Regions from separate parts of the Homo sapiens genome. Here region 2 is linked to region 1. The links are chromatin loops, found by intact Hi-C in ENCODE. Cell type or tissue: endothelial cell of umbilical vein. All regions are shown on one strand. Each heading gives the region's core, and the rest is flanking DNA. Links, peaks and the distances in the headings are about the cores only. Region 1 overlaps RANBP17 (RAN binding protein 17). Region 2 overlaps RANBP17 (RAN binding protein 17).

What was found. Peaks named below come from ENCODE experiments on the same cell type or tissue, not always from the same donor. Only the 100,000 strongest peaks of a DNase experiment are listed, where the experiment ranks them.
Region 2: it touches region 1 in a loop (4-fold over the local background); 1 of 110 quality-filtered maps calls a loop at or near these places.

What each region holds. Positions count from the first base shown.
Region 1 is chr5:171,145,340-171,161,966 of GRCh38, reverse strand. The region is part of intron 14 of RANBP17 (RAN binding protein 17); the gene reads right to left. Among named protein-coding and RNA genes, the nearest start is that of TLX3, 160 kb to the left of the region's middle. In endothelial cell of umbilical vein, for the core only: no CTCF peak of the experiment used is centred there; DNase peaks (open chromatin) are centred at 6,136 and 7,286; H3K27ac peaks cover 343 bases.
Region 2 is chr5:171,083,759-171,100,385 of GRCh38, reverse strand. All of the region lies in intron 14 of RANBP17 (RAN binding protein 17), which reads right to left. Among named protein-coding and RNA genes, the nearest start is that of TLX3, 220 kb to the left of the region's middle. RefSeq lists an enhancer at 10,670-11,237. In endothelial cell of umbilical vein, for the core only: no CTCF peak of the experiment used is centred there; a DNase peak (open chromatin) is centred at 8,005; H3K27ac peaks cover 1,081 bases.

The sequences.
Region 1 (16,627 bases), core at 3,760-8,759:
TGATGCTGGATGAAGTTTGTGAGAGGGTGATAGCAGAGGTGGGGAACTGGGAAGTAAAATATTTTGTTTAATCCCCCGTACCTCCTAAAGGTGTCAGCCAGAAACACATTCTGACACAAGGGATACATGTGCTCTAGACACTGTTCAATAACAGATGCTATTCAATGTAGCCAAATAAAACTTTCTTAAGTATTAATAACTGATTATAATTGGTTACTCAGCAATGTTAGCATCAAGAAATCTAGGATGCTTTTGTACTATGCAACCACATTAAATATAGGCTTTGCAGCTAATACTGCTTATTAGTGGACTACTAAACCTTTGGCTATAAAATATGAACATTGTAGAATTATATAATGCATAAAAAGGGAATGAAGACAATGCATGCCTACACTTAATCATTGTATGCATATGCCTGTTTTACTAATTAGAATCTGAGGCTGTAGTGAGACAAGCATAAAGATTGCTGGTCCACCATCATAACCAGCAACCCAACTCACCTTAACTATTTTCCAAGCCTTCTCTGGAACTCTGGGTACATCACTCCTCAGGCGTACAACCTAAAAAGCACAAAGTTTAGGGACCTGCCACCTGGCACCAGAAATAAGAGCAAAAGGCCTCCCCAATCTCAAATAAAAGGAGAAAGTGGCTGACAATCTTTGTGGTTGTTACTTATGATATTCTTGGGACTTTGATTTTATTCTGGAGCCCATGAGCAGAGACATGGTGAAGTCCTGTTCAAATTCTGGATGTGGTTATATGAATGACAATGGGATTGCTTCAGTGAGATAATTCCAGAAACCAGTTACTAAAAGCTAGCCCTAAAAAAGAATAAATCATAAATAATATTTGACAGAATGATTTTTAAGAATCTCAGCCGGGCGCGGTGGCTCACGCCTGTAATCCCAGCACTTTAGGAGGCCGAGATGGGTGGATCACCTGAGTTCCAGACTAGCCTGGCCAACAAGGTGAAACCCTGCTTCTACTTCTACTAAAAATACAAAAAATTAGCAGGGCGTGGTGGCACGCGCCTGTAATCTCAGCAACTTGGGAGGCTGAGGCAGGAGAATCACTTGAACCCAGGAGGCAGAGGTTGCAGTGAGCTGAGACTGCTCCATTGCATTCTAGCCTGGGCGACAAGAGTGAGACTTCATCTCAAAAAAAAAACCAAAAAGAATCTCTTAGTACTGTTTCCCATGAAGCACTTTCATTATAGAAGTGTGGCAACTGAGGCTAATGACTTAAGCAGGCAAAGTAACCTTCTGATTGGCAAAAGTACATCTTTTAACTAGGGTTACAAAGTATAATATCACAAAATAGGAGGTAATCTAGTGAAGTGGTTAGGAATAGATTCTGAAGCCCAAGACTAGTGAGATTCTGCCACTTACTAAGTAATTTTGAGCAAGTTGCTTACCCTTTAAACCTTAGTTTCCTCAAATATAAAAAGGATGAGAGTAGTACCTAATCTGTGGAATTTTTGAGATTAAAATGGTTAATTTATGTGAAGGACCTATAACAGTCCTGGTATACAGTAAAATTTTCATAAGTATTACCTATTATTTTTATTGGAATGTCTCTTTTCTTTGTGCTTTATCTGGACTAGATACTAGAAAACAGATATATGTTCTAAGTGGGTATGTGAGTAGCTTTAGTAGTAGTTAGAGGGGAGAGGGTCTTAATGAAAGGTAACATAACTTCTAATATTAAATAATGGGTCTAGTCTTTGAGTCTTGCAAAGAAATAAAGTAGTAAGAAAAGTGATAGAAAAAAAGTCAGGAGAAAAACAGAATGATCTGTGGTATTTGGTGTTATTTTATCTCAAGAACTTATCTGCATCACCTATATTGCCAGATTCAAAGCTTTCATCCTCATTTTTTGAGTCAATACAAGTTCCTGCTTCCTATCTCCAAGGTAAGTTTTCAACTCACTGAGTAAGTAGATGATCACTGTGTCCAATAAGTTATCAAAGTTTTCCCCATTCAGATCAATAGGTCCATCCAATTGTCCAAATTTTCTTCTTTTTTCTTTTTTTTTTTTTTTTTTTTTTTTGAGATGGAGTCTCACTCTGTCGCCCAGGCTGGAGTGGCATGATCCTGGCTCACCGCAAGCTCTGCCTCCCGGGTTCACATCATTCTCCCGCCTCAGCCTCCCGAGTAGCTGGGACCACAGGCGACTGCCACCACGCCCAGCTAAGTTTTTGTATTTTTTTAGTAGAGACGAGGATTCACCGTGTTAGCCAGGATGGTCTTGATCTCCTGACCTCGTGATCCACCTGCCTCAGCCTCCCAAAGTGCTGGGATTATAGGCGTGAGCCACTGTGCCCGGCCCAAATTTTCTTTACTAAATTAATGTACACAGACACGGGGGTCCAGAACACTATCATTAGTTTAAAATTATTAAGAGTTTTTAGGTGATGGGCTCCCAAGGGGCATTCTCTCACAGTGGGAACAGAAAGGGGCTACCTTTCAGAAATAAATATAATATTACTGATCTCTGACACTAGACTATTGGTTCTAGGTTGCTTCTCCTATTGTAGGACATAAAATATCAAGGATCTAGCTTAGTTCTTTTGTGACTGATGGCGAGCCAGGACTAGACATCCAATCTTCAGTTAAAGAAATGAGTCTTTTCCTTGGGAAGTAAAACAGCTAGTATGGAGATGAAACTTATGATATTGGCATTATCAGTCAACACACTCTGAAACTGATCATTCCTGGACTCATGCCTAAATACATACATAGCCAATGTGATACAGCGAAAAGCAAACTGGGTTCAGAGTAAGATGATCTGGTTGAAACCAAGGGCCTGCCACTAAACAAGCTTTTAATTCTGAAATTGTTTCATATTTCTGCAAAATGATATTCATGTATATTAAACAGAACATTGTTGAGAAGACTAAATGAGAAAATGTAATGAATAATTCAGCAAAGTGGTTAAATGCAAAGCAGAAACCCATTGCAGGTTAGATTAAGGTTGAAGATAAACTGCATTCTCAAGTGATATTTCCTAGATATTTCTCATTCTACATTACCTGAAAATACAGGATTCATAACTTACAACATGGATAATGTTTTAACCCCCAACACCTTAATCTTTAGGAAGGTTAGAGAGTATCATGTGTTAGGCAGCCGCACCTGCTGGAAAGTGTGGTATGACAGCCCATAGCTCATGAATGCAAATGACCAGATAAAAAGGGCAGGTGAGAACTGGCACCAACAAGCATGAAAACATTTCTAATGAGTCAGAAAAGTGGGCCAAGAGGGAGCAAGGAAGGAAGTGACCATGAAAATTGAGAGACAGAAATGGACAATAAATGGTCAAAGGCTTAAGAAAAAAAAAAAAGGTTACAACAAAACTTGAGAATTGCAATTCTCAGCAAATGGAAAGCCACCAGTACTAAGGTGTTTAGCACATTTCAAAATTTTCTATTATGTTATAATTTTTCTTGTTAAAAGTTTCCAACTAAACTTACTGGGCATAGGAGATTTTCCATGGAAATGCATTTCCAATTTTGTAATGGGTGTCAACCAGAAAATGCAATTCACATAGGAGAAACTTGTTTCAAAGCCAACTTGCTTAAACACATCTATTCAGTAAAGCAAGGGATACTGGCGCTGGGGAGCCACGCAAGGCCTAGGGGAAAACAAAATTCCAATAAGTATGCCAAATGTGCTTTTATATTTCAAGACTCCTTCAAAAGAAACATTATGGGGAGATAAAAATTAGGAAAACACTGAACTTAACTAATTTAAAATGTTGAAAAAATATTTTGCATTTATGTTTTATAACCAAGTGCTTTTCTCACATTTGTCCCAAGGCAGCAGATAAAGCACTATATTCACCATTGCTAATACTAGCAATTGGAACATGCTCTTTGGCAAGGCAGAAATAAGATAATTGTTCAACATAGGCTGGCTTTTCAGAAATACTGGAAGCATTGCCTGTAATTATAGACATCTGTCACTGCTAGCCACTCAGTACTAACCCTGACATCAATATACAACCATAGCACTAAACTGCCTGCAGGCATAGCAATGGAGACCAGATACGCTAGGCAGGCAATCATCTGCTTCATCCAAACTATCTGTCAAAGGTTCCCAACCACAAATAGCTCTTACATTTTGTATCCTTAGGATAATATGTTGATTTATTTTAGATTCTCTAATATTTACAGTCTAGACCATCTACTAAAATAAAGAAACAAAACTTATGGCTAATGGATGCAGTTACTGTTCACAGTCATCATAAAAGGTCATAGCTCAACCCTCAAATGTTAAAAATTGATGGCAGCTTTAACCATGCGCTATCATACAGATGTTTCCTTTTGTAGAGGCAATTATTTTCTAAGGCAATTCAATATGGTAAATACAATCTTTCATCAGCAAATATGTTGCCACATTGTTTTAGTAGAAATGCTCATATTTTAAAGCCCTTTTTAAGAAGTAAAGACAAGTTTCAATGTTCATCACTGAAGAGTCCAGATCATCAGTGTGGGTTTAGCTTTACATACAGTACCTTATTTGGCAATCCCTATATAAATGATGTAATATCAAAAACTAGGAAATGGTACTGAAGAATAAAATACTTAGTTAATGAATGAGTCAACTGACATAATCTTGCCGGGTGTAAAACTTACTGAAATATACATGCAGATGTACATTCATATTTTTTATAAGACACACTGTAGCTTTAAACATCACCCTCTGTTTTCTTTTAAACAGCCAGAGAAGCAAGCTGAAAATTATTAGACATTTAGACTAATTAGGAATAAACATTCACAATTATCATAATGTGTTACTAAAAACCCAGATATTTCTTGGTCTGATCACAACAGCCAATGCTGAAGAAAAACTATTAATTACTGACAGACAGTTAGCTTACAAGTGAGCTGCATTTTAAAAACCTCCTTTAAAATACAATTGCTAAATGCCTTACAGTGCTGTAATGTGAGACAGGTTCAAATCTTATTACTTCACTGAAATTAAAACCTAAGTTTTAATACTGTTCAAGTCGAACAATGATTCCACACTTTATTGCTTTTGAAATCCCTTGATGATCATAGGGAAAAATGCCCCGGAGAAAAAAAGACTGTTTTCGATAAACAGAAAATACAGTTTGCACTCTTAGCCTCTTTGTCATCACAAAAAAAGGATTTAATGCCAATTCTTTAAAAAAAGACTTTTTTTCCCACAAAATGTGCACCTTGTGTGCCATTTGTAAAATCAGTTCACTTTCTTTTATTTATTACTGCAGTGCGGCAAGGCAATAAAGAAGCTACCGATAGCTAATAAATTACATGCCTTTTAAAACAATTCTCTTGCTACAAAAACATGTAACTACAAAGGTTTACATTTACATGGTACATCATATGAAATGTCTATATTTGTGTCCTATTAACCATCTTGGCAAATTGTGGACTTTTACCAAATAGCTAATAGGAAAAAAAATATAGTGATCCACACATGTTCACATGACATAAAAGCCGTTCTAGAAAACTACTCATGTATTTGCACTTTACAAAAATACTCCAAAATTTATTTTAAAAACATCTAAATAAATTATTTCACACATCAAAATGGTACTCAAGGATCTTCTAATCAGGATTAAACTTTACTCAATTACTGAGAACTAAGAAAGTACCTTTTTCTTCTAATTTATGTTCCTAGTATCACATAGTCTTTTAAAAATCATAATTTTAGCAGTTACTTAAAATAAATTATATAGAAGGTAAGATCACTGGAATGTAACCCAGAATGTGCCAATTCTGATTCTTAATGAATATAATATAGTACTTGTAGAAAGATATAGAAACTAGGTAATTTCGGAAACATTAAGGAACATCCGCTTATAATCTTTCTTTTGAAAGAATATTATCTTCACATATCCATAAGAATTGCTTTTAAAATCTTAATGAAAGTAAGCTATTTTGTGTCTCTGCTTTGTCTATGTACAAATGAATTCTGAAATAACTATACTCCAATTTACAGGATTAAGTTGTTAAATTAATCAGGGCATTTTCTTAATGCTTTCATGCTCCAATCTTATGATGAGAATGTATTTATGAGGTAGTGTATTGCCTTTTATTATTAATTTCCTCCATTTCCTGTAATAGCTATCATAGCTGTGGCTCTTTTGTGCATGATTCATACTTACAAAATTTCAACTTTGTTAATTATGCATGATGAACAATGCTTCAATGTTCAAAGCACAAACAACTTTGTTTCATTTCATCTTTACTTCAAGATGACAATCCACTATACAAATGAATGAAAATTTTATATTCTGTAGCACTCGATTTCTCCATTCAAATCTACTTTTTCTCTTTTCTTTTAAAATCAGTTTGATTAGGAATTTGTGGGAGTTATCTTTTTTGAAGGGTTCACGGAAATAAGTTTATTTCATTTTCACAGATTATGGAATTAGGGGAATTATTATCATCATAAATCATAATTGTATAACATCAATGTATGTGGAGAACTCTGCTATATTTCATAACTTATTTTTGCTTCTTTTTTAATAGTAAATGCTCATTTGCTGAAATCATCATTGCCTTTTCCCACACTGTAGTTGATATTAAATGATATTATTCTCAAATAGTGATCAAGAAAAATAACTGACAAAATATCCACTTTCTCTATGGCTACTTTCTCTACCTCCTACATCTCATTCATAAAATTTTATTTTAAATCTTTAATTACTTGGATTATCCTCTTTTTGGCTGGGGGAAGGCTAATTGTATTCTCCCTCTTGCATCGCTAAGAATGTACAATCAAAATAGGCACAGCTAGGTATCATTAACTCCATATATATACATATATGTGTATATGTGTGTGTGTGTGTGTGTACATATATATATATATATATATATATATTTTTTTTTTTTTTTTTCTAGATGGAGTATCACTCTGTCGCCCAGGCTGGAGTGCAGTGGCGTGATTTCAGCTCACTGCAACCTCTGCCTCCCGGGTTCAAGCCATTCTCCTGTCTCAGCCTCCCGAGTAGCTGGGATTACAGGTGCCCCGCCACCATGCCCGGCTAATTTTTCGTATTTTTAGTAGAGACAGGGTTTCATTATGTTGGCCAGGCTAGTCTCAAAACGCCTGACCTCAGGTGCTCCACGTGCCTCGGCCTCCCAAAGTGTAGGGATTACAGGCGTGAGCCACTGAGCCCAGCCTAACACAATACTTTAGATGGCAAAATCAAATAGTGGTTAGATTTCTTGAGGTTATACAGTTAAATGGTTTCCCCAACTTCCTGTTTTCACTGTTTGACAATGCTGTTTCTTAGCTGCTAGGGAAAAATATGTATTCACTGACATTTGTTCTAGTAAATCCAAAGTAAACACTATATTAAATGCTATTTCATTCAATATACATAAAATAATCTTGGCTGGGCATAGTAGCTCACACCTGTAATCCCAGCATTTTGGGAGGCCAAGGTGGGCAGATCATTTGAGGTCAGGAGTTCAAGACCAGCTTGGCCAACATGGGGAAACCCCGTCTCTGCTAAAAATACAAAAAAAATTAGCTGGGCATGGTGGCGCATGCCTGTAATCTCAGCTACTCAGGAGGCTGACGCAGGAGAATGGTGTGGACTCGGGAGGCGGAGCTTGCAGTGAGCCGAGATCGTGCCACCGCACTCCAGCCTGGGTGACAAAGCAAGACTCCGTCTCAGAAAAAAACACCTTGACTTGCACATAAAATAATCTTGGCACCTATCAGACAGTGGAAATAGCAGGTAGTTCTTGGTGCCAACTAAGAGGAGTAGGTTAAATTCATTTGTTTTACTAATTATCTTCTTAGAAAAGATGGAATATTCACTTTGTCCTCAACCCCCTTAATTTGGTTAAAAAAAAAAAAAAAAAAAAACTAAAGTGAACTGTTATTTAGATTTCTTGGTCTTGTTTGCAATTTTTATTTATTTATTTATTTATTTTTTTGAGATGGAGTTTTGCTCTTGTTGCCCAGGCTGGAGTGCAGTGGCGTGATCTTGGCTCACTGCAACCTCCGCCTCCTTGGTTCAAGAGATTCTCCTGCCTCACCCTCCCGAGTAGCTGGGATTACAGGTATGTGCCACCATGCCTGGCTAATTTTGTATTTTTAGTAGAGATGGGGTTTCTCCAAGTTGGTCAGGCTGGTCTTGAACTCCCGACCTCAGGTGATCCGCCTGAAGATTACAGGCATGAGCCACTGCACTCAGCCTGTTTGCAATCTTGAATGGAAAAGTGGAAAACATGAAGCTGAACACTTCTGTTCTCTTTTTGCACTAATATGCAACTCTTGGTCCTATCTTACTTCCCTGTGTATGTTATATGCAGAAGTGAATGACACTAAAAGAAACCCAAGCACCCCCTGGGTGTCAGTCTTCCCCTGTCTTCCCCAAGATTTCATCAGTTATCTTCCAATATGTTCCCAGTATTCTGCATATCAGTCATGGGCCTCATTACATTGAACAATGATTACCTATTAACTTTGTGTTCTCCACCAGTCTGTGATGGCAGGAATATCTTTCCCTAGGCAATAGTGTGTCCCACTGTTTAGCATATAATAAACAGATTTGTAATGATAAGTATTTGTATAATAAATGAAACAAAAAAAAGAGTGCCACTAATCTAGCCAAAAATAACATTCTTACAGACTCTGTATAAATCTTTTTCTAATGTACAATTCTTGAAAACTAAACACTGGCTGGTTCCAACCCACTGTTTCTTAATAAGATGCTGCTCTAATTAACAACACCTACTTCAGAAATATGACTAGGATCAGAATAAAATTTCTCTCCTTCTGTCACCATAAAGTCTGACCATCTCACTCTAATCAATATCCAATCAATCAATGAGAAAATAGGTGATAATCTAGCACTGTCCTAGTTGTATGACAGATACAAGATATGTATAGACACTGCCCCTTTCCTCAAGAATCTCAAACCTTGCTAAGAAAATAAGGACACAGAGCATAAAATGCTTTAGGAGCAAGATCAGGAATTACACTTCATCATTTAATGGATTTAGAGTTAGAAGGACCTAAGGTCAAATCTTGTGAATGCCACTTCCTACCTATGTACTCTTAGTTGAGTTACTCTACTATAGAAATGAGGTTAATGACACCTTCGTCATAAGATTATTTTGAGACTTATTAAGATATAATGCACATAGAAGGTTTATCATCATAGTGACTGGTGTATAATAAACAATAAATGAGTGCGAGCATTGCCATTATTAAGTTTTAACAGCAAATATGATCCAGGTATGAGTTTGTATGAGTGTGGGCAGAAGGAGGAAGAGAACAGTATGATCCAAGTTAAAAATGGGAGTCAGCATGACAGAAGGGAGCTGTGGAAACCAAAAACTGGACAGTAGATGGAGCTAGATTATGGAGAACCTTAAAAGCCAGAGTACTGGCTTGATGTCATGAGCAACAGGGAGATTTCTAAGTGGGAAGAACCCTAGGACAAGAGTGACGTTTAAGATTTGTCTGACTACATTGTGCATGATAGTTCAGAGTCAGAGGGGTAAAGCTTGTATCTTTTTGGGGCCCTTTTTTTTTTTTTTGAGATAGAGTCTCGTTCTGTCGCCCAGACTGGAGTGCAATAGCGATCTCAGCTCACTGCAACCTCCGCCTCCCGGGTTCAAGCGATTCTCTACCTCAGCCTCCCGAGTAGCTGGGATTGCAGGCATGTGCCACCATGCCTGGCTAATTTTTTACTTTTTTTTTTTTAGTAGAGATGAAGTTTCACCATGTTGGCCAGGCTGGTCTCGAACTCCTGACCTCAAGTGATCCTCCTGCCTCGGACTCCCAAAGTGCTGGGATTACAGGCGTGAGTGAGCTACTGTGCCCAGCTTCTGGGGCCCTTTATTGCCTCTGTTACCATGTGTTCTTTCTCCTCGATATTCTGAGTTTCATGGACATCTTACTCTGGTTTCTCACTTTCTAATTATTTATTTTCAGTTAGAAATTTCTATTCTTCACATTCTTGAATTGAAACTGCCCTCCGCCCTCATATACCCAGTTCCTTGGGGGAGTTCATCTGCTCCCAAGAGTTCAATTAAATATATACCAAAATGACCCTAAATCCACAGTTCTGAATGCAGAAAAACCAGCCCTCTCTGGTTTAGTTGTATTACTGAAGAAAGGTAGTTAGGTTTGGCAATTGAAAAGAAATGTCAAGGTGGCAAAATGGCAACAATTTTGGCTCTTTTTCCTTGGTTCGAGAAAGGCTAGGAACTTGAAGGAGGCGATTACCACTGCTAGGTTAATTATATAAGAATGCCATCCATCAGCTCAATGGCTCACCTAGTTCATAACTGTCTCTCATTAAGGCTTCAATGAACTACCTTCCACCAATGACCATTAACCTCACAGGGTTAGAAATGTAGCCCAGATATTTATATCTTTTCATAATAACTTGTTGAGAATCTTTAATTCATGAACTTATTAAGCCTATTTATATTTTTAATTTGTGCCATTGCTTGGGAGAAGTTCTGTAAATTTTATTATTGACCAGAGAAAGTGGAATTGCTTCTTATTTTCCCTGAAATTAACATATATTTAAGGCGACTCTTGAATTTAAATATTTCAGAAATTTTCAAGTCCTGCCAATATCCTAACTAAAAAACCAAAAACCTGATCTTGCCTTTCAAGTGTTTAAATTCCTAGGCCAAAGAGGCCTGACTCTTTCATAATATTGATTTCGGTGGTCTTTATGTGAGCTTTGCTCTAGAAAAGTGAAATATAAATATGGATTATATCTATTAACACCATGCCTTTAAATCATTTGAACTGAACCTCCACTTATAGCATCTTTAAGGTCTATTTTGCACAGATCACATTTCTGGGTAGTGACAAAGGTCAAAAAAATGTTAACATAGCCATTCTATTCTGACTATTATCTTGAAAGGTTACTAGAGGCCCCAGTAGACAGATATAAACTTTAAGGAAAAAGCAAATTCTCTGCTGGAATTTTTTACAGAGACCTCAACTAGTTCATTTTCTTTTTAAAGTAAAAGCATTTTTGAAAAACCTTGCAAAACACAAAAGCAGCGGACCAAGTTCCAACAGTGTTCCTCAATGACAAAAGGAACAAAACGTCTGCAGACAATTAGAAAAGAGCTAGGAATTTAACAAACCAAATGAAGTGTGTTCACTTCTAACTAAACAAAATGCACCACCTCTGACTCCTTATGCAGAAACTTTGGATCACAGAATCATCTCTTGGGTATGACAGAATTTTTGAAAAGCAATGTAAAAACCAGAGTTCAAATCTCCAGTCACAAATGTGAGCATGAACAATTTCCTCAACTTCTTAAAGAATCATTTTCTTCATCTATAAAATGAGGACAATAATATCTACCTTGCAAGGCTGTAGAGAAGAGTTGTGATAATGTGGACAAAATGCCTAGCATAGTATCTGGTGCAAAAAGGTATTTATAAATACTATATATTTTTATTGAGAATATCACTTGCATATCATCTAGTAGGTAAGCTTATAAAAAATTAGTACCTTTCATCAAATTGTGTAATGCTTTTTTCTTTCTTTTTTTAATGAGAGGGGACATATAAATTAATATTTACATTCTATCATTACGAATCTGTTATTAGTGTTATCACACTATGGCCAAGTACCTATTTAGACAATTTAAACTTTGATTTCTAAGAATAAGTAATTGGGAAGGGAGAAAAACATTTTAATTATATAATATTTAACACATTGCACCTAAATTAAAAAGTAATTATTCTCTGGAGGATTAAATGGGAATACCCTAAAAACACAAAGTTTTTAAAGAGTGGTATAGATTCCCAGCTTACTGTGAAAAATTCCCAACTACTTTCAAAGATTTTAACAACTCCAAAATGGCTGACAGTAGGTAAACAGAATATAAAAACAGATGGTTCAGACAATCTGAATACAAGAAAAGCAGGTGTTTAGCAAAACAGAAGCATTTGCCAGTTTGCCAATGCTGCTGGTTCCTGCTTCAACACTCTGCTTGCCTCCCCCTACCCCCACATCTGTTCACTAGTACTTACGTGATACATTAAATTGACACAGAGGATGAAGACTAACAACCTGCAAACCAAGAGTCTACAGAGGAGATCGCTGTTATTTTAAAATAGGATTTCCTCTTCTTTGAGGTTTCTCTCACTATTTTAATCTTAGAAAGGTGGAAAAATGTGTCTTTCTTCACAAGTAAGACACGTTCCATAGATTTAAGAGAATTATTTTCAAAAGAGCACAATAAAGAGATATTAAGGCCTGGCTTACAAAACACATTAATATAGATAGATGCAAACTAATTCAAAGTGTAAACCATGTCTGCAGAGTATACTCTATATTGCTCAAGTACAATAAACAAAGAAAGTACCATAAATTAGCTTCTGGACACTGTAAGAAAGCAATCATAGCGTGTCTTTACCAGATGTGTAATGAAACTATGCATTTCTCACAAAATCTTTCACTTTTGTTTTGCCTCTGAACAAACTAATCTAGGGACTTAAGGGAGATTATGATATAATTTAGAAGGAGGCTGATACAGTAAGTGAAATACGGTAAGTGAAAAGAATAAAATTAACAGTCATGTGTTGAGAGAACCCAAGATAGGAAACAGTTCTCCTGTTTAGATATTTTTATTTGTGTGATATGGGATTTTGGGGAGAAAATATATATAACTATGTGGACTTCAGTGGACACATGAAAAATGAGCATAGCTCAGAGCTCAGTAAAAAATGGAACAGTAAAAAAGATCCATGGTATCTCCAAAAGAGGTTAGGGATGCTAACAGTGGATGTTGGTAGATATCAAATGAGGAAAGGGGCCTTTGTACAGTGGCCAGGGAAGTTGAGGTGATTTTATAGAATGGGTGAAGACAGTAGGTAAAGTTAGATAGCTTGTACGTGGTAGCTACAGAACCTATGGTTAGGTTTACTTTACCAGCAATCAGCCTCTTGGTTGACTATTCTAGTTTTTACCACATCACTTGTACTGAAGTTTCAGGGACAGGGATGATGACGATAATATGAACAGCTATCGTTTACTGAGTGCTCATTATGGGCAAGCACTATGCTAAGCACTTTATATACTTTATCTCATTTAATCAACATGGTAAGTCTATGAAGCAGGTAGACATTAATATCACAATTTTACCACTGAAGAAATCACATTAATATCACACCAATCACATTAACATCACAATTTACCACAAAAGAAATTGAGACCCAGAGAAGTTATGTGTCTATTGAGTCACATATCTGTACGTGACAGGGCTGGGACTTAAACCCAAGTCAGAATAATGTCAAAGCCCATACTCTTAACCAATTACTTTATATATATGATCATGAAATGTTCTCTCTCTCTCTCTATATATATATATATATCAATACAGATATATAGACAAGTACCTCAATACTAGACAGGATTAAACTATACACTATTTACAAGTATCTGATAGCATCAAATGTGGTTTCATATTCATTTATACTATCAAAAATTCGTACTTTAAATGGGGTTTTCCATATAATATTGAGGTTCTATTAATTAAAGTCATTTAATATCTGAGATTAAAAATTTTTTTTTTAAATTTATTTTTTTATTGATAATTCTTGGGTGTTTCTCACAGAGGGGGATTTGGCAGGGTCATGGGACAATAGTGGAGGGAAGGTCAGCAGACAAACAAGTGAACAAAGGTCTCTGGTTTTCCTAGGCAGAGGAACCTGCGGCCTTCCGCAGTGTTTGTGTCCTGATTACTTGAGATTAGGGATTGGTGATGACTCTTAACGAGCATGCTGCCTTCAAGCATCTGTTTAACAAAGCACATCTTGCACCGCCCTTAATCCATTTAACCCTGAGTGGACACAGCACATGTTTCAGAGAGCACAGGGTTGGGGGTAAGGTCACAGATCAACAGGATCCCAAGGCAGAAGAATTTTTCTTAGTGCAGAACAAAATGAAAAGTCTCCCATGTCTACTTCTTTCTACACAGACACGGCAACCATCCGATTTCTCAATCTTTTGCCCACCTTTCCCGCCTTTCTATTCCACAAAACCGCCATTGTCATCATGGCCCGTTCTCAATGAGCTGTTGGGCACACCTCCCAGACGGGGTGGTGGCCGGGCAGAGGGGCTCCTCACTTCCCAGTAAGGGCGGCCGGGCAGAGGCACCCCTCACGTCCCGGACGGGGCGGCTGGCCGGGCGGGGGGCTGACCCCCCCACCTGAGATTAAAAATTTTACCTTTCTTTAGCTGCTTAGAAAAGATGATTATGGCCAGGTGCGGTGGCTCATGCCTGTAATCTCAGTACTTTGGGAGGCTGAAGTGGGTGGATCATGAAGTCAGGAGTTCAAGACTAGCCTGGCCAAAATGGTGAAACCCCATCTCTACCAAAAATACAAAAATTAGCTGGGCTTGGTGGCGGGTGCCTGTAATCCCAGCTACTCGGAAGGCTGAGGCAGGAGAATTGCTTGAACCTGGGAGGTGGAGGTTGCAGTGAGCAGAGATACCGCCACTGCACTCCAGCCTGGGTGACAGAGCAAGACTCTGTCTCAAAACAAAAAACAAAACCAAAAAAAAAAAAAACACACAAAAAAACAAACAACCACACACACACACACACACACACACACACACACACACACACAAAACAACCAAGAAAAGATGATTACATAATAATTCTACTTTTTCTTCCATGTTTTTTTTTAGACTTCAGCACAAAATAATAGCAAATGTTTATAAAAATGTATATGCCACTCATTGTGCTAACCAGGGGCTTCTCAACTTCAATACTACTGACACTGAAGGTCAGATAATTCTTTGTTGTGGGGCTGTCTTGTGCACTGCAAAATGCACCTGGATTCTATCACTAGATGACAGTGGCACCCCTCTCCCAAATTGTGACAACCAAAAATATCTTTAAATATCATCAAATGTCCTTTGGAAACTGCTGTCTGCACTAAGTAATTTACACATATTTACTAATTTAACGCTCACATATACCATAAGATAGTACTATTACTATTCTACTTTTATAAATGAGGAAACTGTGATAGTACAATTTGATGTAAGAGAATAAGTGGTAGAGTTAGAATTTAAATTTAAGCAATTCAACTCTAGCAACTGTACATTCACCTAGCACACTATACCTCTTCTCCAACAAAATAAAAAGTAGACTTCTTAGCCCTAAAGGATTATGAAGGATATATGTATATATTTTCTGGTTTAACTTGCTACTATTACCTGGGTAGAAGTTAAGGGGGATATAAAGACTGAGCTCACATAGCTCCAAGTTCCCTGCTCTGTACTGCTTATCTTAAGATGGCATAATATAGAAGTTGTTCTATTTTGGGGGGTTAAGAACTTCTTTGTGAATATGATCAAAGATATTTACCCTCTCCCAGAAAAATATACAACACATTACATACCGTTTTTTTTTGGTCTTAGAGGATATTACCTGCAGAACCTGAGTTTAATTTCTGTCCCAACAATTACCAACTGTATGACTTTGAAAAAGTTACTTAACTATGTTGACCCCTAAGGTCTCCTCTGTGAAATGAAGAAAAGTGCATTTACCCTACATGATTGTTGTGAAGCTTAAAATGATTACATGTGTGAAACACCTAGCAGAATACTGGCACGTAGAAGTCACACAATAAACAGCATTCCTCCTCTTGATAATTACATTTTCTTGTTCTGCCCTTTCTACAAAGAAAGCCTTATCCACTTTTCAATATGCTCCGAGATTTTTGGGCACACTGCTTATCATCCATGTCTTCCTTCAACTCTTATACGCATAGAAGATAAATTAGGTCTTTATCCTTATTTGTTACCTTAGAGGATATTATTTGGTCACCTCACCCCAATGCCCAAGGCTTAAGGTAAAAAAGAAGGAAAAGAAGGCATTCCTCCTTGGCTGTGTTTCCTTACCAATGTTAGAAGTAGAATTTTATGGGATTGTTGCAAGGAATAGAAAAAATTTATGTAAAATGTTTGAGATTGCCTATTACAGGTGATTAACAAATGTTTTTTCTTCTTCCTGGGGCCTATTACACACAATATGGAGTTTCCTCTAAGATGTTATCCTTTGAGTATCTAAAAACCCACATTATTAATTAAAGTAATATGTTTTCCCTTACTTTTGGGGGGATTAGTTTTTAAAGAAGAGTTAATCCACTACACGACTTCATAGAAACACTATTTTTTGGGAATGAAATATGGATCCCATTATGCGGCTTCCAGGAGACGAGACATGACATATACTTTGGGCCTATTTCAATTAACAATTTCATTACTGTTATGAGCAACTTTTGGTTTGAGCCTTCTTGAAGTTGTGTAATTGGTTCTCGCTTGTTATGCAATCTTTCTCTATTGCGCTGATAAAAATATTTCATTATTTTTGCTAGTATCAAAACATTCAGAAATCTCCAAAACAGCTGTTGATAAAAGTATGGAGGACCAGGGAGCAGAGGAACCTTGGAACGAAGTAAGGGCAAGTCTACTCCTATGGCCTTTAGAATATGCATTGTTTCTAAGAATTTATACTAAAGAAAAGTTTCTGCTTCTCTTCTGTATTTCATTTAAAAAAAAAGACAAATCTTGCTTAGGAGAAAGTGTAATACAGATTTTATTTTAAAGCACAGGTGAT
Region 2 (16,627 bases), core at 5,702-10,701, 64 kb after region 1:
GCAAATAAACTAGAAAATCTAGAAGAAATGGATAAATTCCTGGACACATACAACTTCCCAAGACTAAACCAGGAATAAGTCAAATCCCTGAATAGACCAGTAACAAGTTCTGAAATTGAGGCAGTAATAGCCTATCAACCAAAAAAAGCCCAGGACCAGACAAATTCACAGCCAAATTCTACCAGAGGTACAAAAAGGAGCTGGTACCATTCCTTCTGAAACGATTCCAAACAATAGAAAAAGAGGGACTGCTCCCTAACTCATTTTATGAGGCCAGCATCATCCTGATACCAAAACCTGGCAGAGACACAACAAAAAAATAAAATTTCAGGCCAATAACCCTGATGAACATCGATGCGAAAAATCCTCAATAGAATACTGGCAAACTGAATCCAGCAAAACATTAAAAAGCTTATCTACCACGATCAAGTCAGCTTCATCCATGGGAAGCAAGGCTGGTTCAACATATGCAAATCAGTAAACGTAATCCATCACATAAACAGAACCAATGACAAAAACCACATGATTATCTCAATAGACGCAGAAAAAGCCTTTGATAAAATTCAACACCCCTTCATGCTAAAAACACTCAATAAATTAGGAACTGACGGAACATATCTCAAAATAGTAAGAGCTATTTATGACAAACCCACAGCCAATATCATACTGAATGGGCAAAAACTGGAAGCATTCCCTTTGAAAACTGGCACAAGAAAAGGATGCCCTCTCTCACCACTCCTACTCAACACAGTGTTGGAAGTTCTGGCCAGGGCAACCAGGCAAGAGAAAGAAATAAGGGGTATTCAAATAGGAAGAGAGGAAGTTAAATTATCTTTGTTTGCAGATGACATGATTGTATATTTAGAAAACCCCAACATCTCAGCCCAAAATCTCCTTAAGCCAAAAAGCAACGTCAACAAAGTCTCAGGATATAAAATCAACGTGCGAAAATCACGAGCATTCCTATACACCAATATCAGCCAAATCATGAGCAAACTCCCATTCACAATTGCTCCAAAGAGAATAAAATACCTAGGAATACAACTTACAAGGGATGTGAAGGACCTCTTCAAGGAGAACTACAAACCACTGCTCAAGGAAATAAGAGACAACACAAAAAAATGGAAAAACATCCCATGCTCATGGATAGGAAGAACCAATATTGTGAAAATGACCATACTGCCCAAAGTAATTTATAGATTCAATGTTATTCCCATCAAACTACCATTGACTTTCTTCACAGAATTAGGAAACAACTACTTTAAATTTCATATGGAACCAAAAAAGAGCCCGTATAGCCATGACAATCCTAAGCAAAAAGAACAAAGCTGGAGGCATCATGCTACCTGACTTCAAACTATACTGCAAGGCTACTGTAACCAAAACAGGATGGTACTGGTACCAAAACAGATATATAGACCAAATGGAACAGAACAGAGCCCTCAGAAATAACACATCTACAACCATCTGATTTTTAACAAACCTGCCAAAAACAAGCAATGGGGAAAGAATTCCCTATTTAAGAAACGGGGTTGCAGAAAACTGAAACTGGACCCCTTCCTTACACCTTATACAAAAATTAACTCAAGATGGATTAAAGATTTAAACATAAGACCTAAAAGCATAAAAACCCTAGAAGAAAACCTAGGCAATACCATTCAGGACACAGGCATGGGTGATAACTTCATGACTAAAACACCAAAAGCAATTGCAACAAAAGCCAAAATTGACAAATGGGATTTAATTAAACTAAAGAGCTTCTGCACAGCAAAAGAAACTATCATCAGAGTGAACAGGCAACCTACAGAATGGGAGAAAATTTTTGCAATCTATCCATCTGACAAAGGGCTAATATCCAGAATCTACAAAGAACTTAAACAAATTTACAAGAAAAAAATGAACAACGCTATCAAAAAATGGGCAAAGGATATGAACAGACACTTCTCAAAAGAAGAAATTTATGTGGCCAACAAATATATGAAAAACAGCTCATCATTGCTGGTCATTAGAGAAATTCAAATCAAAACCACAATGAGATACCATCTCATGCCAGTTAGAATGGCCATCATTACAAAGTCATGAAACAACAGATGCTGGAGAGGATGTGAAAAAATAGAAACGCTTTTATAATGTTAGTGAGAGTGTAAATTAATTCAACCATTGTGGAAGACAGTGTGGCAATTCCTCAAGGATCTAGAATCAGAAATACCATTTGACCCAGCAATCCTATTACTGGGTATATACCCAAAGGATTATAAATCATTCTAGTATAAGGACACATGCATACGTATGTTTATTGCAGCACTATTCACAATAGCAGAGACTTGGAACCAACCCAAATGCCCATCAATGATAGACTGGATAAAGCAAATGTGGCACATATACACCATGGAATACTATTCAGCCATAAAAAAGGATGAGTTCATATCCTTTGCAGGGACATGGATGAAGCTGGAAACCATCATTCTCAGCAAACTAACACAGAAACAGAAAACCAAACACCACATGTTCTCACTCATAAGTGGGAGGTGAAAAATGAGAACACATGGACACAGGGAGGGGAACATCACACACTGGGGCCTGTTGGGGAGTGTGGGGCAAGGGGAGGGATAGCATTAGAAGAAATACCTAATGTAGATGACTGGTTGATGGGTGCAGCAAACCACCATGGCACATGTATACCTATGTAATAAACCTACATGTTCTGCACATGTATCCCAGAACTTAAAGTATAATAATAATAATAATAATAATAATAATAATAATAATAATAATAAAAAGACTACATACAGGTTAAGGTTTTGCCGCTTAGTAGCTATGGGACTATTGATAGACTTAATTTCTTAGACACCCATTTCATTTTCTCTAAAATGAGGACAATAATTTACAGACTTGTTTACTCATTCACTGTGTATCTAACTGTATACACTTATTAAACGTACAGTTAATTAGAGAGATTACATAGATGAAGACCCAAAGCTGTGCTCCAAGGAGCTTATGGTCTAACAGCCCTTTCTGAAGATTAAATTACATATTAACATCTAGAATTTGATACATAAGAAGCACTCAGTGACCACTATTTGCTTTCCAACTTCTCCTGTGTTTTCTCAATGAGATTATTAGATGAAAAATTATAGGGATATGGTATTCTAAATTTTTATAAATCTAACAGATACCTTGACTAAAGGAAGGGACAAGCTAAAGAGAGACACTAAAAATGGAGGTAACATGACTCAAATTTCTTCCCTCCACTACTTACTCATAGCCTGGAACAATTTCTGCATTAGATTTAGAAAATCGAGGGAAAATTCTTACAACCTCCTTGAAGAAGAAATAAAATCTTTTTGTAAAACATAAGTATAAAAAACACAAATTCAAGAATCACAAACTTTAGTTACATGGTCACAATCAACACTGAATAACTTCAACCAAAACCATTATAATCCTTCTTGTACTAAAGATGATTTTCTTAAAGTTCTACCATATACTTACAATTTTCTCTAAGATCTTAGAAACATCCCTCCACCCCTTCTTCACAGAGTTTTGTTGTTGTTGTTGATAAAGTAGGCTTTAAAGTACATACCAGATCTTCAGAAAAGTTAATAAGAACCAGCTCCTTCTTTACATACAGATATAAAAAATTCAGGCCCTATCCTGGTTACATTATTATTTCCCTAAATTTATTCTTTCTCTGTAAGTTTCAACATTTCCCCCAAATTCTCAAAGTCAAGCTAATTTGTAATTTATTATCCTAATCTTTTTCTCTTACCCTTTGGTAGGCAGTATCTCTTTAGATCTACTGTGTATTACAGTTGTTTTAAAAATCAGTCTTTGCCAACAACAATCAAATTTGCACATTTTATTCCTTCTATGAAGATGTGCTACCTAAATATTTACTGCCTATGTAGCAAATGAATTCAACATTCTTACAAAGCATTTCTCCTCGGATTTCCTCTCACTTCACTTCTATCACCAATAACATATTCAATTCAATGACTTCATTAGTGACTTTTGCTTCAAATCCTTTTTGGAAGACAGACAACAATAAGTTAATAAGTATGATATGGCAACACAGTCTCTTTCCTTAAAGGATTACTTGGTCACTAACACTTTAAAATCATGAAGTATATAATGCTTTGATGATAGACACATTATTTTTATATGTGTTTCACATTACAGTTGACCTTTCAATAATGCAGGTTTGAACTGTGCGGGTCCACTTATATGCAGATATTTGTCAATAAAAGTTACATCAAATGTGCCTGCCACTTCTTCCTCCCCTTCCACCTTCTCGGCTTACTCCTTCTGCCTCTGTCACCTCTGAGACACTAAGACCAGCCCCTTCCCCTCCTCCAGCATCCTTGACATGAAGATGATGAGAATAAAGACCTTTGTGATGACCCACTTCCTCTAAATGAATAGTAAATATATTTTCTCTTCATGATTTTTCCCCTACCTTCCTTTATTTTAAGGGCATACATAGTACAAATACATACAACACTAAAATGTGTGTTAATTGTTCATTTTACTGGTAAGGCTTTCAGTCAACAGTAGGTTATTAGCAGGTAAGTTTTTGGGGAGTCTAAAGTTACGCTCAGATTTTTGACTGTGTGGGTGTGTCGGGGGGGTGTCAGTTCCCCTAACTCCTGTGTTGTTCAAGGGTGAACTATATTTCATCTGATCTTTATACAATCCACGGAAATAGAAAGCTCAGTTAATATGTCCATTTTGTACTGAAGAAAACTAAGGCCCAGAAAGCTTACAACCTTCCAAAGCTCACTGGACTACTATAACCATTCTGAATTTCCATTCATTTGTTTATCAGCATCAACAATGGAGTTCCTTTGGTAGGCTATAAATCTAATACAAGATTGAAAGAACTGTCCTTTCTTTTTATTTGATTTCTTTACCGTAGCCAGTAATGTCCTACATAAGTTCAACTCCAAGATAATAAAATAGAAAAGACTGACAACAGCCATATAAAGTCTATAGCCTATTTCTGTACCTGTTGTGATCCTCTCTTCTCCACAAACCAGTCTAAACATGATTAAAGTTGTCACAACAAGTACATCAAAGGATAGAGAGTAAAGACAAAAATATAGAGTAAAATAATATAAGATGGCATTACGAACTCTTCAGTGAGAGTGTATTTAGAATAAAATCTTAAAACTATCAGGAAAAAGTAAAATTAAATCAAATCATCACAAGTCTCTTAGTCCGTTTTCTGTTGCTATAACAGAATATCACAGACTAGTTAAGTTATAAAGAAAAGAAATTTATTTGGCTCACAGTTCTGGAGGCTGGCAAGTCCAAGAATATGGTACCAGCATCTGACAAGGGCCTCTGTGCTATGTTATAACATGTTGGAATAGCAAGCAAACACAGAGGGACCAAGAGAGAGGCACCAGGGATTGGACTTACTTTATTCAACCCAATCACCTCTTATTAGATCCCACCTCCTAACACTATTGCATTGGGATGAAGTTTCAAACACACAAACTTTGGGGGAACAAAGTCAAACCACAGCCAACAGGGAAAAGGAAAAAAGTAGGGACAGAATACTGAAAACTTGCCAATATGAATACATTAAGACTGGCAATTAGATAGCACAAAATGAACGCATTCCTCTTGGGAAAACTGCAGATACTACCATATAGCAAGATTAGCCAGACAGCAAACTCTTCCATAATTCCTTTACACGAAGAGAACGTACTTCTGAAAGATCAGAAGTAATGTTAGAAGACAAGCTTAGGTGGGAATAGTAAAAAGTTAAGAGCATTTCTACTTTCAGATGCATAGAGAGCTTCTATTGTTATTTAAAGGATGTGTTTCTAAGCAACAGGAAAATATTGCGAAGAGGATCCTCAAAGGACAAACCCACCTTAAATACACAGATCATTATATAAAAATAACAATGATAATAATGAGAAAAATTAAGGTTCAATTTATAGGAGCATTTTCAAAATGCCAGGCACTGGGCATTTTACTGACATAATCATCAATCTTCATAACTTTGCAACACAAATAGTATTGGCCTTATTTTTACTAAAGAAAATGTACTCTTAGAGTTGAGCTCATCTAGTGACTTGCCTAAGGCATTAAACCTCTCATCATGCAACACACACAATTAAAACACACACTAGTTGGCTGCCACCATTAGACCCTACCCCAATCTGATGACTGTTATCTTCCATTGAATAAAAAAGCACAAGGCCTCACAAAAGAGTTAGTTGGTGCTTTCATTCTTGGTCTGTTTCAGAACCTGAGTCTCCTTTTTAGGTAGGCATGTTTCCACAGAGCTAACAAATAACAAGATATACTGCATGCTGGTAAACTGTACTTTCAAGGAAACAAACTTCACTCCTTTACCACAGCTCTTCCTACCTAATGATTATTTTAAAAACTATGCACTCTTTAAAGTAAAATAACATTAGCTACCATTTATGGGGCAACTTACCAGGAGCCAGGCACTGTGTTCAGTATTTTACATTCATTACCTCAATTAATGGGAATCCAGGTCTATCTAATTACAAAGCCAGGGATCTTTCCAACTCATCATCTTGGCTCATATCCAGCTTTGATTTAGTCTGCATTACTCTATTGCCCAAAGCACTAAATTAGACTGATGCAGATAAAGGATTACTGCTATAAGTGAAAAAGTGTGTGATACATACATACTTAATCTGATTACTTTGCCAGACTGCATAAAACTAAACTGAAAATAACCAATAAATTTCTGTAGTCATTAAAAAATACAGAACTGTTTAGAGGTCATGAAAATTATACCAGTGATTGTGACTATATTTGTCTTTTGTCTCTGAAAATATAACAGTGACAATTGGCAGGTGCTTTTCCAGAAGCTTCCCTCTTACATAAGCTACCACATACAACGGGTTCTTGATTGTTTTTCTGGTAGAGAGGAATCATTACAAAGAAACTGATTTTTTTTTCATTAACAACTCAGCTATTATATCGTGTGTGATTCCTTATAATCATCAACTTAGTAAATGTAACTGATTGTCGTATATGTGCTAAGTAGTAGTAAACAGTGGAGGGACATAAATAAATAAAGTAGAGCTTTTAACCTCAAGTAGCTTACAGTCCACAAGAAACAAGATCATATATAAAACCTGTCCGTGATATGTATAAAAATGTCTATTTTTTTTTTTTGGGGGGAGACTGAGTTCCACTGCTATTGTCCAGTCTGGAGTGCAACGGTGTGATCCTGGCTCACTGGAACCTCTACCTCCTGGGTTCAAGCAATTCTCCGGCCTTAGCCTCCCAAGTAGCTGGGATTATGGGCTTAATAACAAATTTGGGGCACTAAAGCACAGCTGTGAGGACTTAGATGCTGGTAGAAAATTGGAGTGGCAGGAATTTGACTTTACAATACACTTGTCTTCCCACAAATTCACAGGCAGTGGCATAGACATTAAATATAGATGAGTGCTTTCCATAATATGCAACACAAACCAAACTAAATATTAGTGGACATCCATTAAATGCCGACTACAGAGTTTAAGGACTAGAGATCAAAGGTGAATAACAATTCTTCTCAGAACATAAGAAGCTCCTTGTAGTGCACAGGACAGGTTTCTTCATTACTATGGGGTGAATAACAACTGTGTTTCCTAGATTTTATTAGAAGCTGGAAGGACTTCATCAGAATGATCATGTCACTATCATATGAAAAAGATCTCTTAGGAAAAATAAGAATAGGTGACAAATACCATTAAGCTCTCCTGGTTGATAATTTCTCCAGATAGATAGAACCTTAGCAATAATCCAGTGTCAGCCCTCATTTTATAAATAAGACTTTAACAGGGTAAGGTCACCCAGGTAACTGGAGGCATAGTCTTATACCGGGTTTGTCCTAATGGTTGCAAGAGAAGTTTCAGTAGATCCTCTTTGTCTTAGTATATTATGCTGACACTATTATGAAAGGTGACTATATATTAGGGAAGTAAATATAACACAGAGCGTCACTCACAAACTGGGAACATTTTTGTTGTATGAGTCACTGCAACAGAATTTCTTTTTGTAGTCATAGATCAGTTTGGCCAAGTATTCTTAGATCTGTAACATAACTTGAAGTATCATTCAATATATTATTAGGGGTTCACTAAATGCCAAATGGTAACCATAAGAATTAGATATCAAAGGCAAATAAGAATTCTCAGAAAGGAAATTTTTTTCCTTTGTTTTACTGCAATTTCTTAAGTATTAAATCACATTTTCCTATTGACTTCAATAAATTTAAAGCATATCCTTGGGTTACTAGAATGAACCATTAAAGATCACTTCATCAAAATAAAATATTTAAACATAAAAACCTATAGTACAGTTGTCCCTCAGTGTATTCTGGGGATTGGTTCCAGGATCCCTCACATATACCAAAATCCGTGCATATTCCAGTCCTGCAGTTGGCCCTGTGGAACCTGCATATATGAAAAGCTGGTGTATTAGTCTGTTTTCATGCTATTGATAAAGACATACCCAAGACTGGGCGATTTACAAAAGAAAGAAGTTTACTGGACTTACAGTTCCATGTGGCTGAGGAGGCCTCACAATCATGGTGAAAGGTGAAAGGCAAGCCTCACATGGTAGCAGGCAAGAGAGGAACTTGTGTAAGGAAACTCCCCTTATAATACCATCAGATCTCATGAGACTTATTCGCTATCATGAGAACAGCATGGGAAAGATCTGCCCAATGATTCAGTTACCTCCCACCAGGTCCCTCCCACAACACATGGGAATTCAAGATGAGATTTGGGTGGGGACACAGCCAAACCATATCATTCCACTCCTGGCCCCTCCCAAATCTCATGTCCTTACATTTCAAAACCAATCATGCCTTCCCAACAGTCCCCCAAAGTCTTAACTCATTTCAACATTAACTCAAAAGCCCACAGTCCAAAGTCTCATCCAAGAGGAGACAAGACCCTTCTGCCTATGAGCCTGTAAAATCAAAAGCAAGTTAGTTATTTCCTAGACACAATGGGGGTACAGGCATTGGATAAATACAGCCGTTCCAAATGGGGGAAACTGGACAAAACAAACGGGCTAAACGCCCCATGCAAATCTGAAATCCAGTGAGGAAGTAAAATCTTAGAGCTCCAAAATGATCTCCTTTGACTTCATGTCTCACATCCAGGCCATGATGATGCAAGAAGTGGGTTCCCATGGTCTCGGGCAGCTCCACCTCTGTGGCTTTGCAGGGTACAGACTCCCTCCTGGCTGCTTTCATGGGCTGGCATTGAATGTCTGCAGATTTTCCAGATGCACAGTGCAAGCTGTTGGTGGTTCTACCATTCTAGGGTATGGAGGATGGTGGCCCTCTTCTCACAGCTCCACTAGGCAATGTTCCAGAAGGGACTCTGTGAGGGAGCTCTGACCCCACATTTCCCTTCTGCACTGCCCTAGCAGAGGTTCTCCATGAGGGCCTCGCCCCTGCAGCAAAATTTTACCTGGGCATCCAGATGTTTCCGTACATCTTTTGAGGTCTAGGCAGAGGTACTCAAACTTCAATTCTTGACTTCTGTGCACCCGCAGGCTCAACACTATGTGGAAGTCGCCAAGGCTTGGGGCTTCCACCCTCTGAAGCAACAGCCCGGGCTGTACCTTGGGCCCTTTTAATCACAGCTGGAGTGACTGGGACACAGGGCACCAAGTCCCTAGACTGCACAGAGCAGAGGGACCCTGGGCCCTGCCCATGAAACCATTTTTTTTTTTCTCCTAAACCTCTGGGCTTGATGAGAGCAGCTGCTGCAAAGTTCTCTGACATGACCTGGAGACATTTTCCCCATTGTCTTAGTGGTTAACATTCGGCTCCTCCTTACTTCTGCAGCCAGCTTGAATTTCTTCTCAGAAAATGGGATATTCTTTTCTAACACATTGTCAGGCTGCAAATTTTCCAAACTTTTATGCTCTGTTTCCCTTTTAAAACTGAATGCCTTTAACAGCACCCAAGTCACCTCTTGAATGCTTTGCTGTTTAGAAATTTATTCTGCCAGATAGCCTAAATCATCTCTCTCGAATTCAAATTCCACAAATCTCTAGGGCAGGGTCAAAATGCTGGCAGTCTCTTTGCTAAAACATAACAAGAGTCACCTTTGCTCCAGTTCCCAACAAGTTCCTCATCTCCATCTGAGACCACCTCAGCCTGGATTTCACTGTCCATATCATTATCAGCATTTTGGTCAAAGCCATTCAACAAGTCTCTAGGGAGTTCCAAACTCTTCCACATTTTCCTATCTTCTTCTGAGCCCTCAAAACTGTTTCAGTCTCTGCCTGTTACCCAGTTGCAAAGTTGCTTCCATATTTTCGGGTCTCTTTTCAGCAGTGCCCCACTCTCCTGGTACCCATTTACTATACTGGTCCATTTTCACATTGCTGATAAAGACATAACCACGAAGATGGCCGAACAGGAACAGCTCCGGTCTACAGCTCCCAGTGTGAGCGACGCAGAAGACGGGTGATTTCTGCATTTCCATCTGAGGTACCGGGTGCATCTCACTAGGGAGTGCCAGACAGTGGGCGCAGGCCAGTGGGTGCACGCACCGTGCGCGAGCCTAAGCAGGGCGAGGCATTGCCTCACCTGGGAAGTGCAAGGGGTCAGGGAGTTCCCTTTCCGAGTCAAAGAAAGGGGTGACGAACGCACCTGGAAAATCGGGTCACTCCCACCCGAATATTGCGCTTTTCAGACCGGCTTAAAAAACGGCGCACCACGAGATTATATCCCACACCTGGCTCGGAGGGTCCTACGCCCACGGAATCTCACTGATTGCTAGCACAGCAGTCTGAGATCAAACTGCAAGGCAGCAGCGAGGCCGGGGGAGGGGCGCCCGCCATTGCCCAGGCTTGCTTAGGTAAACAAAGCAGCCGGGAAGCTCGAGCTGGGTGGAGCCCACCACAGCTCAAGGAGGCCTGCCTGCCTCTGTAGGCTCCACCTCTGGGGGCAGGGCACAGACAAACAAAAAGACAGCAGTAACCTCTGCAAACTTAAATGTCCCTGTCTGACAGCTTTGAAGAGAGCAGTGGTTCTCCCAGCACGCAGCTGGAGATCTGAGAACGGGCAGACTGCCTCCTCAAGTGGGTCCCTGACCCGTGACCCCCGAGCAGCCTAACTGGGAGGCCCCCCCCAGCAGGGGCACACTGACACCTCACACTGCAGGGTATTCCAACAGACCTGCAGCTGAGGGTCCTGTCTGTTAGAAGGAAAACAAACAGAAAGGACATCCACACCGAAAACCCATCTGTACATCACCATCATCAAAGACCAAAAGTAGATAAAACCACAAAGATGGGGAAAAAACAGAGCAGAAAAACTGGAAACTCTAAAACGCAGAGCACCTCTCCTCCTCCAAAGGAACGCAGTTCCTCACCAGCAACGGAACAAAGCTGGATGGAGAATGACTTTGACGAGCTGAGAGAAGAAGGCTTCAGACGATCAAATTACTCTGAGCTACAGGAGGACATTCAAACCAAAGGCAAAGAAGTTGAAAACTTTGAAAAAAATTTAGATGAATGTATAACTAGAATAACCAATAAAGAGAAGTACTTAAAGGAGCTGATGGAGCTGAAAACCAAGGCTCGAGAACTACGTGAAGAATGCAGAAGCCTCAGGAGCCGATGCGATCAACTGGAAGAAAGGGTATCAGTGATGGAAGATGAAATGAACGAAATCAAGCGAGAAGGGAAGTTTAGAGAAAAAAGAATAAAAAGAAAGGAGCAAAGCCTCCAAGAAATATGGGACTATGTGAAAAGACCAAATCTACGTCTGATTGGTGTACCTGAAAGTGACGGGGAGAATGGAAACAAGTTGGAAAACACTCTGCAGGATATTATCCAGGAGAACTTCCCCAATCTAGCAAGGCAGGCCAACATTCAGATTCAGGAAATACAGAGAATGCCACAAAGATACTCCTCGAGAAGAGCAACTCCAAGACACATAATTGTCACATCCTCCAAGGTTGAAATGCAGAAAAAAATGTTAAGGGCAGCCAGAGAGAAAGGTCATGTTACTTACAAAGGGAAGCCCACCAAACCAACAGCGAATCTCTCTGCAGAAACCCTATAAGCCAGAAGAGTGGGGGCCAATATTCAACATTCTTAAAGAAAAGAATTTTCAACCCAGAATTTCATATCCAGCCAAACTAAGCTTCATAAGTGAAGGAGAAATAAAATACTTTACAGACAAGCAAATGCTGACCGATTTTGTCACCACCAGGCCTGCCCTAAAAGAGCTCCTGAAGGAAGCACTAAACATGGAAAGGAACAACCGGTACCAGCCGCTGCAAAATCATGCCAAAATGTCAAGACCATCGAGACTAGGAAGAAACTGCATCAACTAACGAGCAAAATCACCAGCTAACATCATAATGACAGGATCAAATTCACACATAACAATATTAACTTTAAATATAAATGGACTAAATTCTCCAATTAAAAGACACAGACTGGCAAATTGGATAAAGAGTCAAGATCCATCAGTGTGCTGTATTCAGGAAACCCATCTCACATGCAGAGACACACATAGGCTCAAAATAAAAGGATGGAGGAAGATCTACCAAGCAAATGGAAAACAAAAAAAGGCAGGGGTTGCAATCCTAGTCTCTGATAAAACAGACTTTAAACCAACAAAGATCAAAAGAGACAAAGAAGGCCATTACATAATGGTAAAGGGATCAATTCAACAAGAAGAGCTAACTATCCTAAATATATATGCACCCAATACGGGAGCACCCAGATTCATAAAGCAAGTCCTGAGTGACCTACAAAGAGACTTAGACTCCCACACATTAATAATGGGAGACTTTAACACCCCACTGTCAACATTAGACAGATCAACAAGACAGAAAGTCAACAAGGATATCCAGGAATTGAACTCAGCTCTGCACCAAGCAGACCTAATAGACATCTACACTACTCTCCACCCCAAATCAACAGAATATACATTTTTTTCAGCACCACACCACACCTATTCCAAAATTGACCACATAGCTGGAAGTAAAGCTCTCCTCAGCAAATGTAAAAGAACAGAAATTATAACAAACTATCTCTCAGACCACAGTGCAATCAAACTAGAACTCAGGATTAAGAATCCCACTCAAAGCTGCACAACTACATGGAAACTGAACAACCTGCTCCTGAATGACTACTGGGTACATAACGAAATGAAGGCAGAAATAAAGATGTTCTTTGAAACCAATGAGAACAAAGACACAACATACCAGAATCTCTGGGACGCATTCAAAGCAGTGTGTAGAGGGAAATTTATAGCACTAAATGCCCACAAGAGAAAGCAGGAAAGATCCAAAATTGACACCCTAACATCACAATTAAAAGAACTAGAAAAGCAAGAGCAAACACATTCAAAAGCTAGCAGAAGGCAAGAAATAACTAAAATCAGAGCAGAACTGAAGGAAATAGAGACACAAAAAACCCTTCAAAAAATCAATGAATCCAGGAGCTGGTTTTTTGAAAGGATCAACAAAATTGATAGACCGCTAGCAAGACTAATGAAGAAAAAAAGAGAGAAGAATCAAATAGACACAATAAAAAATGATAAAGGGGATATCACCACCGATCCCACAGAAATACAAACTACCATCAGGGAATACTACAAACACCTCTACGCAAATAAACTAGAAAATCTAGAAGAAATGGATAAATTCCTCGACACATACACTCTCCCAAGACTAAACCAGGAAGAAGTTGAATCTGTGAATAGACCAATAACAGGAGCTGAAATTGTGGCAATAATCAATAGTTTACCAACCAAAAAGAGTCCAGGACCAGATGGATTCACAGCCGAATTCTACCAGAGGTACAAGGAGGAACTGGTACCATTCCTTCTGAAACTATTCCAATCAATAGAAAAAGAGGGAATCCTCCCTAACTCATTTTATGAGGCCAGCATCATTCTGATACCAAAGCCTGGCAGAGACACAACCAAAAAGAGAATTTTAGACCAATATCCTTGATGAACATTGATACAAAAATCCTCAATAAAATACTGGCAAACCGAATCCAGCAGCACATCAAAACGCTTATCCACCATGATCAAGTGGGCTTCATCCCTGGGATGCAAGGCTGGTTCAATATACGCAAATCAATAAATGTAATCCAGCATATAAACAGAGCCAAAGACAAAAACCACATGATTATCTCAACAGATGTAGAAAAAGCCTTTGACAAAATTCAACAACCCTTCATGCTAAAAACTCTCAATAAATTAGGTATTGATGGGACGTATCTCAAAATAGTAAGAGCTATCTATGACAAACCCACAGCCAATATCATACTGAATGGGCAAAAACTGGAAGCATTCCCTTTGAAAACTGGCACAAGACAGGGATGCCCTCTCTCACCACTCCTATTCAACATAGTGTTGGAAGTTCTGGCCAGGGCAATTAGGCAGGAGAAGGAAATAAAGGGTATTCAATTAGGAAAAGAGGAAGTCAAATTGTCCCTGTTTGCAGATGACATGATTGTATATCTAGAAAACCCCATTGTCTCAGCCCAAAATCTCCTTAAGCTGATAAGCAACTTCAGCAAAGTCTCAGGATACAAAATCAATGTACAAAAATCACAAGCATTCTTATACACCAACAACAGACAAACAGAGAGCCAAATCATGAGTGAACTCCCATTCACAATTGCTTCAAAGAGAATAAAATACCTAGGAATCCAACTTACAAGGGATGTGAAGGACCTCTTCAAGGAGAACTACAAACCACTGCTCAAGGAAATAAAAGAGGATACAAACAAATGGAAGAACATTCCATGCTCATGGGTAGGAAGAATCAATATCGTGAAAATGGCCATACTGCCCAAGGTAATTTACAGATTCAATGCCATCCCCATCAAGCTACCAATGACTTTCTTCACAGAATTGGAAAAAACTACTTTAAAGTTCATATGGAACCAAAAAAGAGCCTGCATTGCCAAGTCAATCCTAAGCCAAAAGAACAAAGCTAGAGGCATCACACTCCCTGACTTCAAACTACACTACAAGGCTACAGTAACCAAAACAGCATGGTACTGGTACCAAAACAGAGATATAGATCAATGGAACAGAACAGAGCCCTCAGAAATAACGCTGCATATCTACAACTATCTGATCTTTGACAAACCTGAGAAAAACAAGAAATGGGGAAAGGATTCCCTATTTAATAAATGGTGCTGGGAAAACTGGCTAGCCATATGTAGGAAGCTGAAACTGGATCCCTTCCTTACACCTTATACAAAAATCAATTCAAGATGGATTAAAGATTTAAACGTTAGACCTAAAACCATAAAAACCCTAGAAGAAAACCTAGGCATTACCATTCAGGACATAGGCATGGGCAAGGACTTCATGTCCAAAACACCAAAAGCAATGGCAACAAAAGCCAAAATTGACAAATGGGATCTAATTAAACTAAAGAGCTTCTGCACAGCAAAAGAAACCACCATCAGAGTGAACAGGCAACCTACAAAATGGGAGAAAATTTTCGCAACCTACTCATCTGACAAAGGGCTAATATCCAGAATCTACAATGAACTCAAACAAATTTACAAGAAAAAAACAAACAACCCCATCAAAAAGTGGGCGAAGGACATGAACAGACACTTCTCAAAAGAAGACATTTATGCAGCCAAAAAACACATGAAAAAATGCTCATCATCACTGGCCATCAGAGAAATGCAAATCAAAACCACAATGAGATACCATCTCACACCAGTTAGAATGGCAATCATTAAAAAGTCAGGAAACAACAGGTGCTGGAGAGGATGTGGAGAAATAGGAACACTTTTACACTGTTGGTGGGACTGTGAACTAGTTCAACCATTGTGCAAGTCAGTGTGGCGATTCCTCAGGGATCTAGAACTAGAAATATCATTTGACCCAGCCATCCCATTACTGGGTATATACCCAAAGGACTATAAATCATGCTGCTATAAAGACACATGCACACATATGTTTATTGTGGCACTATTCAAAATAGCAAAGACTTGGAACCAACCCAAATGTCCAACAATGATAGACTGGATTAAGAAAATGTGGCACATATACACCATGGAATACTATGCAGCCATAAAAAATGATGAGTTCATGTCCTTTGTAGGGACATGGATGGAATTGGAAATCATCATTCTCAGTAAACTATCGCAAGAACAAAAAAACAAACACTGCATATTCTCACTCATAGGTGGGAATTGAACTATGAGAACACATGGACACAGGAAGGGGAATATCACACTCTGGGGACTGTGGTGGGGTCGGGGGAGGGGGGAGGGATAGCATTGGGAGATATACCTAATGCTAGATGACGAGTTAGTGGGTGCAGCGCACCAGCATGGCACATGTATACATATGTAACTAACCTGCACAATGTGCACATGTACCCTAAAACTTAAAGTATAATTAAAAAAAAAAAAGACATAACCACAACTGGGCAATTTACAAAAGAATGAGGTTTATTGGACTTACAGTTCCAAGTGGCTGGGGAGGCCTTACGATCATGGCAAAAGGTGAAAGGCACGTCTCACATGGCAGCAGGCAAGAGAGGAGCTTATGTAAGGAAACTCCCCCTTATAATATCATCAGATGTTGTGAGACTTATTTGCTATCATGAGAACA